Linked DNA regions of Homo sapiens: region 2 is linked to region 1. Evidence: chromatin loops called from intact Hi-C (ENCODE). Cell type or tissue: CD14-positive monocyte. All regions are shown on one strand. Each heading gives the region's core, and the rest is flanking DNA. Links, peaks and the distances in the headings are about the cores only. Region 1 overlaps LOC105374264 (a long non-coding RNA gene). Region 2 has its middle 29 kb from the start of BCL6.

What was found. Hi-C counts contacts between places; a loop is a spot of excess contacts. Peaks named below come from ENCODE experiments on the same cell type or tissue, not always from the same donor. Only the 100,000 strongest peaks of a DNase experiment are listed, where the experiment ranks them.
Region 2: it touches region 1 in a loop (1.9-fold over the local background); 2 of 110 quality-filtered maps call a loop at or near these places.

What each region holds. Positions count from the first base shown.
Region 1 is chr3:187,853,832-187,859,218 of GRCh38, reverse strand. All of the region lies in intron 2 of LOC105374264 (a long non-coding RNA gene), which reads left to right. Among named protein-coding and RNA genes, the nearest start is that of BCL6, 110 kb to the right of the region's middle. In CD14-positive monocyte, for the core only: no CTCF peak of the experiment used is centred there; a DNase peak (open chromatin) is centred at 2,498; H3K27ac peaks cover 439 bases.
Region 2 is chr3:187,771,868-187,777,254 of GRCh38, reverse strand. No RefSeq gene overlaps it. Among named protein-coding and RNA genes, the nearest start is that of BCL6, 29 kb to the right of the region's middle. In CD14-positive monocyte, for the core only: no CTCF peak of the experiment used is centred there; DNase peaks (open chromatin) are centred at 2,904 and 3,844; H3K4me3 peaks cover 2,796 bases; H3K27ac peaks cover 2,763 bases.

The DNA.
Region 1 (5,387 bases), core at 299-5,298:
TATTTTTTTTCTCACTCCCACCCAGGCACAGGGCTTCCACACTACCCTAGTTTTACATCCCAGGAGCACTTGTTCAAGAGTTCTAAGCTCGTGCCGTGTCTGTCCCAAAACAGTGAGAGTGAGAGGGAGGAGAAATGAAGTCTAAGAAGCAACAGCTTTTATTTCATCCTTCTACAGCAGCCTGGATACCTTTTGCTTTAGGCTAAGACCTTTCCAGATACACATACTTGACAGTTAAAAAGAGTTTCTGTCTCCCCAGGGGTTCCTCATAGCTCTCTCTACCTCTCAGTGTTTTTCTCTATAGTTCCCTAGAGCTGCTAAGTCAGCTATTTCAGCATCTTCTTTGGAATTCCACTTGACTTTTCCTTCTTACAGGCTACATGCTGTCTTTCCCCATCTGCCTTCCTTTAAAACATAGGTATCCCTGGGATGGCAGCACGCTGAGTGCCGCTGTCAGCAGGTGCACTGGGTCAGCTCTCCTTATGAACTGGAAGAGGGATGAGTGCCTAGGGTAAATGGAAGGAGAACTGACCAGAAGTTAGGATGGGGCTTGTGTCTCATTCAGTCCCAGACTTGCTGGGTGGCTTTAGACAAGTCGCTTCACTTCCCTAAGCCTCAATATTCTCTTCTGAAAAGTCAAGTGAATAATAACACCCACCTCATTGGGCTGATGAAAGATTCAGATGAGAAATTGGATGTGAAAGGACTTTGAAACTGTAACATGAGGTGATTTTATTGATCATCTGGAGGCAGGGAAAGAAGCCTTGGGGTAGGTGAAAATTCACTTTGCCAACCTCAAAATTGCACTAAGTGTTGGCCCTGTTAAAAAAGCCTGATGCAACTGAACATTCCCTTAATATAGAGAATGACGAATCTGTATTTGTTGCCAGAGTTGTCACATTCTTCCAAGAGTGCAGACTTTTATGGGCCCCTGGAAGCTCCGCCGGGGTCTATTTCTGAGGATGGGAACATTGTGCTTCGTTGGCAGGCTTCTTAAACCAAGGCCTCTTGTGGTCATTGAAGAATCTGGGTCTGCCTTTTCAATGTTGGGGTCAAGGTATTAGATCCAGTCAGCCAATGTTCGCTGATTTGGATTCACAGCTTCTGCTAAACTTGGTGCATTTTGCTTCTTTGTTTGATGGGGGTCTTTTTCTAGTCTTGTTAGATGACTGAGAAGTGGGAAAATAGAATGGAGCTGGTCCAAATCAAAGACAAGTAGCAGAGGTGGAAATGAATAAGAATAATGTGTTCTCTGGGAATTTATACAAGGACAAGGCTAATGAGACTTTGTTTTCAATTACTTAAAATGTAGTTTGTCATTGAAAAGATGATGTAATGTCTTTAAAACAGAAAACAAGCCAGAATCCCACACCATATCCAACTATTTGTATTTTTGCACATTCTTATCTATTTCTTGTCTTTTCATCATGCATGCATAATGTATATTTCATTTTATGGCCTGAATTTTTTTCACTTAACATTACATAATAAGCATTTTCCTTTTAAAGTTTGCATTTTCATGACTAGCTAATATAATTTTTGATGCTGTTTTATAATTAATAATGCCATTCCCTTACTTGAGACCTTGGAGTTGTCTTTAACTTTTTGTTTATTTGCTTGCTTTTTTGCTATTGTAGTGTCATGAACATCTTTGTACATTTTGCTTTTTGCTGTTATTGAGTTATTACCTTTGCATAAATTCCAAAATTCCTAACAGTGACATGGCTGGGAAATTATGTCTAGGCATCTTTATGACTCTTGTATTCTATTTTCAAAAAACAAAAAAAAAACATCTTTCAAGCATTCACTGTTTGCTCAAAGATTTTTCTACTTTAATATGTAAGTGTTTCAAATTTGTTTTCTTTTGTACTTTACTGTTTAACAGCAAAGTTTAATGCTTTCCATGTGTTTTGGGTTTCTTTAAATCATATTATTAAAATTAAAAAATATTCTGCCATATGTTTTCAGAATTTTTTGAAAACACCCAAGAAAATATCCCAAAAAATATTTCCTAAGGAGTTCACATTTCCAAATTAATCAGCTATAAGTGCTTTGTGGCCACAAAGCAAACAGAAGTGTCAAGCTAATTTGTCTTTCATTTATCTCATTAAGTGACTCTCATGTGTAATTCAAGTCCTGTCAGCAGTGTTTTAAGGAATATTGAAAAAAGACAGGGACATTACCCCCCAAAAGTTTCCATTCCAGTAAAGTTATTATCATATGACTGACCAGCCTTCAAAAATTGCTCAGTGTTGTAAGAAAAGGACAGAATAAGAGCTATGGGATTCAGAGAATGGGGAGATTATTTCCAGCTTGAGTGACAGAATGTGAAGAGTCAGAGAAGGCTTATTGGAGGAAATTGTATCTGAGCTGAATGAATAGGATGTGAGGTAGGGCCTATCTTAGGGTAGCAGAGGGAAGTGAGCTGGTGAGAATCTTTTGCCCATCTTATGTGAGGGAGCTCTTGACATTTTAACTGTCTTCTAAATTGTAGCCACTCCTTTCCAGATTGGGAAATGGAGTGAGGCAGCGATGACCAATTCATGGTCACATGAAAGGGACAGTTCACATGAAAGGGACAGGTTTCCACATAATGCGGCTTAAAAAAAAAAAAAACTTGAAGAAAACAAAAAGGGGCCAGTTTCAACTGACTCCATATAGGTCTTTCAACTTTCCATTTTGAAAGACCTATAATTCGCAATGAAGTTTATTACCTTCCAATCCCTTCTATAACTTGGCAGACAAAGAAATCGAGGTATTATTTGTTGCCCTGGAATAGACACATAAGGCTACTTGCTACTGGATGCGAATAGTCCAGAACCCTGGCTGTTCTGTTCCTGCTGATTGATGGTTCAGGAGGCTGAAAGGATCAAGATCTGGGCACTCTTAGGACCCACTGGGCAAACACTACATGGAAAGTTCTGCAGGTAGGTAAAGATGATTAATAAAAACAGTTTCCAGACCTAATCAGCGTGATATATAATAAATGAATTGGGCATTGAGACTGGTAAAGAAAAAAAATTATTATGGCCCTTGATTGGTCCTACCGTCACCACGCTGTCTACCATAAGATAGAGAATTTTTAGTGTTACACAGAAAATAACATAATACAACTCTGAAATTTTGATCATTTGTGTGATCAGATAAGTTGTGTTTTGCATTATCATTCAAAGAGCAAAAGCCTTCACTAGCACTCTTTTTTCCACCTACAACAGAAGTTGTCTCAACAATAGCTTAGACATCGATTAGAATAATAGGTTTGAAGGTACCTTAGGCGCTTCTAATCCACTCTTTTTCCCAGTGAAAGAATCCTTTCCATAGTTTTTCTGATAAGCCACTGGCACCCACTAACAACCCAAGCCTGAAAAGCATCCAAAGACCGGATATTTACCTATGAAACATGTTATGGACCAGTTGATGATAATAATGTTTTGCACTTACCTGATGATGTCATTTCAGTAGGTTCAAAACAAGGGATCAAATAATACTCCCATGCCAAGCAGGCAGAAAGGTAGCAAATAGATTTCTTAGAATCCTCATTTCACAAATAGAGCAATTTAGTTTACGTATTTGCTGATTTATTTAACCCCTATCTCGTTTCAGAATTGTTTCAAGTAGACAGGGTACTTTGGTTTCTGGATTCAATAGCGGTTGAAAGGTTAGAAAACAGTTTAAAAGAAGGGAAGCTCTTTGCATAATAGAGAAAAATAGATTTGCATGAATATATTTTGTAAAAGTTGCACAATTGGGTGCAATGCTTCTGTAGAAAAATTCCTGAAAACATTCAGTGCACCACTGTACTTATTATATTAAAAATTCTAGCAGCTGTGCTTTTCTTCTAAATTAAGGAAATAAAGGAGTATCATGAGCTAATGCCACATCAAAGTGGCATGTTTCAACACTTCAACATCATGTGTTGCCAGAGTCAAGTTTTCCAGGAGCCCTGGCTCACCCCTCTGTTCCTGGAGGCAGATGTTGGAGTGGTCACTCCAGGGCAGCGGCAGTCAGAATTTCTTGGTTCTCCTTCCAGATTGTGGCGAGGTACTGGATATGCTTTTTCCCACCTTAGTTAGTTTCTCTGGCAAATCCCTTTGCCATGTAAAGGGATCATGGTCAAATGGACACATTTGAAAGGTTGCCATGTGGAAAAGGAGCATAGGCCTATTCTGCATGATCCCAGAGGATACAACTAAGACTGACAAGATAGTCCCTGCTGCAAAGAGATGGATTTGGACTTTATATAAACTATGAGGAAAATAAGTCTTCTTAACTATTTAACACTTACAGGATAAACAACCTCATTTGACCTCATTTGCACTATTTAATTTAATTTAATTATTTCAACAACCCAAGAGGCAAGTATTATTAATTTTTAGGGACTGGGAAACTGAGACTCAGACAGGGTAAGTAACTTGACAAAAGTAATGCCATTTCTGAGTGTGCCAGAGCTGAGACTTGAGTCAAGCCAAGCCTTACACCTGCTCAGTCATGTGGAATTAGTTTATGGAATTAACTACTGAGTTAGACTCCCTTGTAGAAAATGGAGTAGGGAAAAACCCATCAAAATCAAACACAAATTAATAAGCAACAGGTTACTGTGCAATTTATAAATGATCGAGGTGGGTCTAACACCTGTAAAGGCATAGATTTAGAAGATGCAAATGCAGACATCTGTAGACATCTAAGGATGTTATAGATCCTGTTTTACGAATGTCTGCATATGCCGAGTGAGGATGAAGGCCTGCCCAAAGGATCCTCATGTAGACATGATCACTATAAACCATGTGAAAAAAGAATCCCAGGCAATGAGAGAGTTGGTCTTTCTGTTCCACCCCTGTCGAGGAAAAGAAAAGAAGCTCTTCCTTTCAGAACATTGTAGAAAAATTGATATTATGACTTAAAACTAAAATACTATGAGGTCCAGGGAAAGGGAGCAATTTTCCCAGGGTTCCCCAGCAAAAAAAGGGACAGGCTTTGCATAGGCACCTAAGTCCCATAAAACCCTCAGGCCTATTGAGGTTCCACTGAGCAGCACGGCCTGTGAGTCTCCATTCTGACCAGGAGGTTCTTTTGCCCCAGGCTGTGGGCTCCATGAGGGCTGGCGGGGCGCCTCTCTCATGCCTCCCACTAGTTTTGAAACCCTGCATCCCCACTGCTAGGTCCTCAATCAGTCTTAGGAATCTCAACCTACTTTCCTAAACCGATTTCCACTATTCCCACTTGCCAAGTTAAGGCACTCAGCTTGCCTAAAAGTACCAGTTAGAAATGGAAAGTGTCTCAGAGATCATCTAATTTAATCCTGGCATTTTACAGATGAGAACACAGGAAGCTCAGAGAGAATTAAGTGGGTTTCCCAGTCACTGGTAAACATTGTGCGTGGTGCCTAT
Region 2 (5,387 bases), core at 226-5,225, 82 kb after region 1:
CGACTTATTATGAAGACTGAGAGTTAATAGCTGTAAGTGTATAGAACAGTGCCTGGCTTGTACTAAGCATTCACTGGAGGTTAGCTATTTTTATTGTGCTTCTATTGCTGACTCTAATTGTTTGTATATTTGAACTGAAGAATTCTCAGTGAGTTTTAGAAGGAAGAGAAGATGCTTACATATCACTTGGGTATGAAACAAGAGTATAAATCATACATCTTACATCTCATAACAACTTTATTCACAAGATGATCTTCTTTCATCAGCCCAAGGACTGGCTTCTCTAAACTGCCACATAATTGTCCTCTGCAGTAGAACTCCCCATAGACCATTATGTTTTATGTTTATGGACTTTCACCCAAGACTTTAACAGCAGCAATGGAAGGATTCTGCTAAAATCTTATGTTTCATTTTCTTTTACTTTCGGACCATTGGAACTATTAGAACCCATGATCTATTGTTCGTATATAAATATTACTCTAACCTGGAAAGTAGCTCTTTCTTTATTAAGGCAAATATTTATTTAATCCATGTTTTCTATTTAAAACATCAAAATATATATTTTAAAAATGCATACATTAAAGAAAAAAATGTATGCAAAGAATTTATAACCAAATGCTGGACTTAGCATTACTGCAAAAAAATCCCACAAGTTCTGATTTTCAATTTTGCAGATAGTCTTTACTATAAACATGTTTTAGTATAAACAATTTTTAAAATTATGACTGGTAAATAAATATTTCAGAATGTTATTTATTTATTTAAGTTTGTATATCAAGCATTGCCGCTTAACACCAGATGCTACAGTTTTAATTTGCATTACTATTATTAATTTAATACATTAATAACATGCATTAAATATGAGAAACACACCAATAAATAAAGGAGATACTTCCTTAACTGACTGATGAGATAATTAAACTAATAGCCATGGAATTTTTAAAAAGTCTCAAGTTTTTTCCATACCAGCACCAGCCATATAAAATGTGTGGGCTTTGTTGGTGGATGGGACACAGAATGGGTTTGAGAAATCTGGAGAAGATGGTAGACATGGTGAAAAACAGCACAGATTTTGAGGCCAGAAGACTGGCCTCTAAATCTTATCTCTGCTACATTGGCTATCGGTCTTCTGAGCCTCAGTTTACTCACCTGAAAAACAAGCATAATAACACCAATCTTACAGAGTCATTGGGAAGATGAGTGCTATAATGTACGTAAAGTGGCTAGATCACAGTAGATGCTTAATAACTAGCATCTTATCGGGGGATCATTTTGATTTATTTGCATGCAGATACAATCAGACAGTGTTTGCATTGTTTATTTGTTGTGTTTTGATCATTTAAAAGGCCTATTAGCAATCCTCACTCCACAAGGTTGCCACCTGGGGAGACTACAGGGTTGGCTCATTTCTCTGTTCCACAAAACTTTCTATAGTTCCTGCTCCAAAGCACATTAGAGAAACCATCACACCCTGTACATACTCAACATATTATCATTGATAATAAAGAGTAAAGCACTCCACTAGGTGCTGGGAGACTTATTTTAGTTCTGGCTTCATCTCAAAAGAGCTCTGTGAACTTGGGCTAGCTGCCTACTTTTTCCAGGCCTCAATTTTCTAGTTTCGGGATAAGAAAATCAGATAAGATTTCTTCTGGGAAAATTTCAGTTCCAAAACTGTATTAGGAATTTAATTCTATGATTTTCTGACCTAGGGCATGGGTTCAAGACAAAAGAGAAGAGGAAAAACCTGTAAAAATGACTAAGGAGCTAGGACATAATAACTGTCCATCTCATTTCCAAGAATGTGATATTGACCTGGTTTTCACATGATCCCCTAGAAGCCAAAATCAAAGTAGACCAGATCTAGCTCCCTTCTCTGTGACCAAGGGAAGATTCCCATATAAGCCTTTATCATCAATACCTAAATCTATGATTTATAAATATTCCTCTAGTCCTGTCAATAGATGTGTACTGTGTGCGGCATATAATTTTGTCTATCCATTTTGCTGACCAAAGACTTACATATAAGTTGAGAGTGGGGGTATATTCTGTGGTCATAGATCCTATTTGCATCCATTGAGGTCAGTAGCCATGCCCATAGCCCCCAGATATCATTGGTAAGTGCTAATTTGCTGTGGTAAATTTCTTCCTATAATTGAACAAATAAATAAGTCCAAATTTAAACTCTTCAACTTCTAAATGTGATCAACCATGGTATGAGCCACCTTGGAAGGTGGAGAGTTCCTTGCCCTGAGATACCTAAGAAAAATCTGGATAGACACTTTGGTAGGGGCATTATATGTTGGAGATTCAGATATGGAGTAATCCAAAAATTTTATGATTCTTTGGTTCCATTTACTCTTACCAGGCCCACTCTGGGAATGTGAGTAATGAGTTTTATTTTTGGATATATTAAAAAACAACAAAAACAACAAGTTGTCCTACCCTTTTGGGGAAGAGAGAGAAGCCCGCTGTGCACATGGGCTAATTGAGTCTTTTAATACTAAAGACACTAATATTCCAGGATTCTGAGCCATGGGGTTCTGCATAATGCAATTTAATTAAATATAGATGGCAGCACTGGGGAAAAAAATGTGTAATAGAGGTAACTGACATGCCCAAACCTGGACCTGGCAAACAGGAGGGGCCAAGATCACCTTACTGGTATTTGCTGTGGTACCTGACAATTACCTGCTGGCTCTCTTCTCCTTGGGTCCTCTGCGAATCTGTGAACCCTGCTTATTTTGTGCTCAATTCAGTGCCCACGGCTCAACGGATTGTTCTATGACTAGTCCAGTCCTTCTCTTGGCATGCTGCCTACTCCATGTCAGAAGTTAAAAGGTTGCACTTCCTTAAAATGCAGTATTTTCCAACAGAACCTGCATCAATCAACCAATTAGTATAACTACGCATGCACTGCTCACGGCTCCATGCTGGCTAATGATCACTGGCTTTGTCTTATGCAAGGCTGGTCTTTCCTCGATCCAGCTAAGAAATAACCACTTGAAAGGAAGTGCATGGGGAGATTTCAAACACAACAGGAAGAACATCGTGTCAAATTGCCATAGTCGTACAAAAGGCAGCATTTGCAGCATCTGTCCATACCTGGTAAGAGTGATGGGTCTCAGTTTGAACGCTGGGGTGTGGAGGGTGACTCAGGAATAAAAGAATGGCCTGGTGAAGGAGTGACTGAAGAGGCTTTCTGCCCTAACTCTCACTTCTTGGGCTCCTTAGCAGGCTCTGTAACTACCTCATTTTCCTGATTTCTATGACTTACCCTGGGTCCGTGCTGATTTGCTGCCTGGATGAAGGAGTAGCACAGACCAACATCGGTAGGCGTGAGAGTTGGGTCTGTGCACATAAAGAAGGGTTCAGAATCTGTACAGGACTCACCCTGGCTTCCGGCAGAACCTAAGACGAGGGAGAGAGGCCCATCCCTGGTGTACCTGAAAGGCCAGGTCCGTGCTTGTTAATTAATGCAAGGCACAGTGCTAAGGCCTGGCTTGCCCCGCTGTTCTCTCTCAGGAGCCACAAATGGGTGATAATACCACTAGTTAGAGAGCAGGGCTCACGTCTCTGCTCCTGCCCGCTCCTGTCTGGGTTTGCTATGACCGTCTCTGTTGGAAGAAAACTATTTGGCTCTAAACTAAAGTAAGTCTTATTAACCATCATCCTTTCAAAGAACACGATTGTATTGTTCTCTTTCTACCCTCTCTCCTCTTGCTTTGTCTTTCTTTTGGTTGTTTCGTCTCTGGTACTTGTTTAAGTGGGGGATTTAAATGTTTGGCGTGGTCACTACAGAAGCCCAGACGTAAGATCTTTGAAGCGGTTGGTGAAAAAAGGGAAGTGATACTATTGGGTGAGGGGTGACATCAAAGAGAAGCCTATGTTCTGTTCCCTACGGCGTGGCTGGGATTTTTTACTCCAAGAAAAGAATTAAACAACAACGCTTTCCAGGAAAAGAGTGACTTTCCTTTTTTTGCCCCTCCCATCTTCTTTTCCTGATCCATTCAGACATACAAGCAATTTTGTTTTAAGGAGAAGCCTAATGCAATTGAGCACTAATACTATAATTATAATTAATGAAAATAATAATATTCGAATATCTTATACCCTTTCTGTTTATCTTTGAACAACACAGTAGTAGTTACAAATGACAAATATGAATATTATCCCAGTTTTTCATGGAGGAAACCAGGGCCAGAAAGTCAAATGCCTTGCCAGGGTCATACATCTGATATTTACCATCAAAATATAGTCTCCAGTTTTTCGACTTTAGGCTCAGCATGTTTTTATCTACACCTTGCTGCCTCTTCCCACATAATCTTTTAAGATTAAGTCTTCAGATTCCAGAGTTGGGGCCATGGAGTTACTAAAAGGCCTAAGAAAAATGGGGCTTTGAAAAGGTCATATTCTCATCCTTCTTACTCTGCACTGTGCTTGAGTATTAAAAGGCTGCTTTGAAAATTCACTGGCCCATGATTACTTGACTAATGCCAGTAATAAAATGCATATATCAAAACCACACACTTTTATTTGATTTTTCTCAGCCCATTACTTGTCTTAGCTGAGTGGCCAGCTATGTGTAAGCCTGAATGGTAGGAAGGTTTTCTGGAAGCAATGACCAGTTATGAAGTTTCTGTTGAGATCCAGGGAGCAACTTTAGGTAAGCATATTTTTGTTATCATTCAGAGGGACAAGAGATAGACCTTACATCCAGTTCATCAGTGCCAGAAGGGAGCTTTGCCAACAGGGTCTCCTCTTTGATCACCACCTGGATCTCCTCTGGAATCCTGGGAAGGAAAGTGATGGATGTTGATCAGAATGCTGCTGTGGGCAGGGTTTTGAAGAAAACTAACCAATTGAGTGTGTCTGGCTGTGGGAGAAATTTTCCAATTCCTGCAAATAAGGCCAAAATTATGGGACCATTTCTCTCCTCTTTCCTCCTCTTGATCATTATCAGCATCATAAAATCAACCATAGGTGTGACTCTAGAGAGATGGAAGTACGGCGAAGAAGGAACACTCAGCCAAGGGGCGTGGAGTCCTGGTTCTCTCCAGGCTCTTTGTGGTCTTGGACAACAATTTGACTTTGTGCTCTTTAATGTTCCCATTTATTAAATGATGAGTTGGACGATACTGCCTTTGACACTTCCAGGCCTGATATTCTCCAATTCCTATCTACCTTGTCTCTCTCCCATAATTAACTTTATAATTACAAGTGCCTATAATACATTATTTTGAGTTTTCTACAGAGAAAAAAAAAATGCAAGGCAGATTAAGAAGTAAATTAACAATAAGTATTAACAAATAATTTCTAGTTTGAATATTTGTCTTCTTTTATATTTATTTATTTATTTATTTGAGACAGAGTTTCACTCTTGTCAC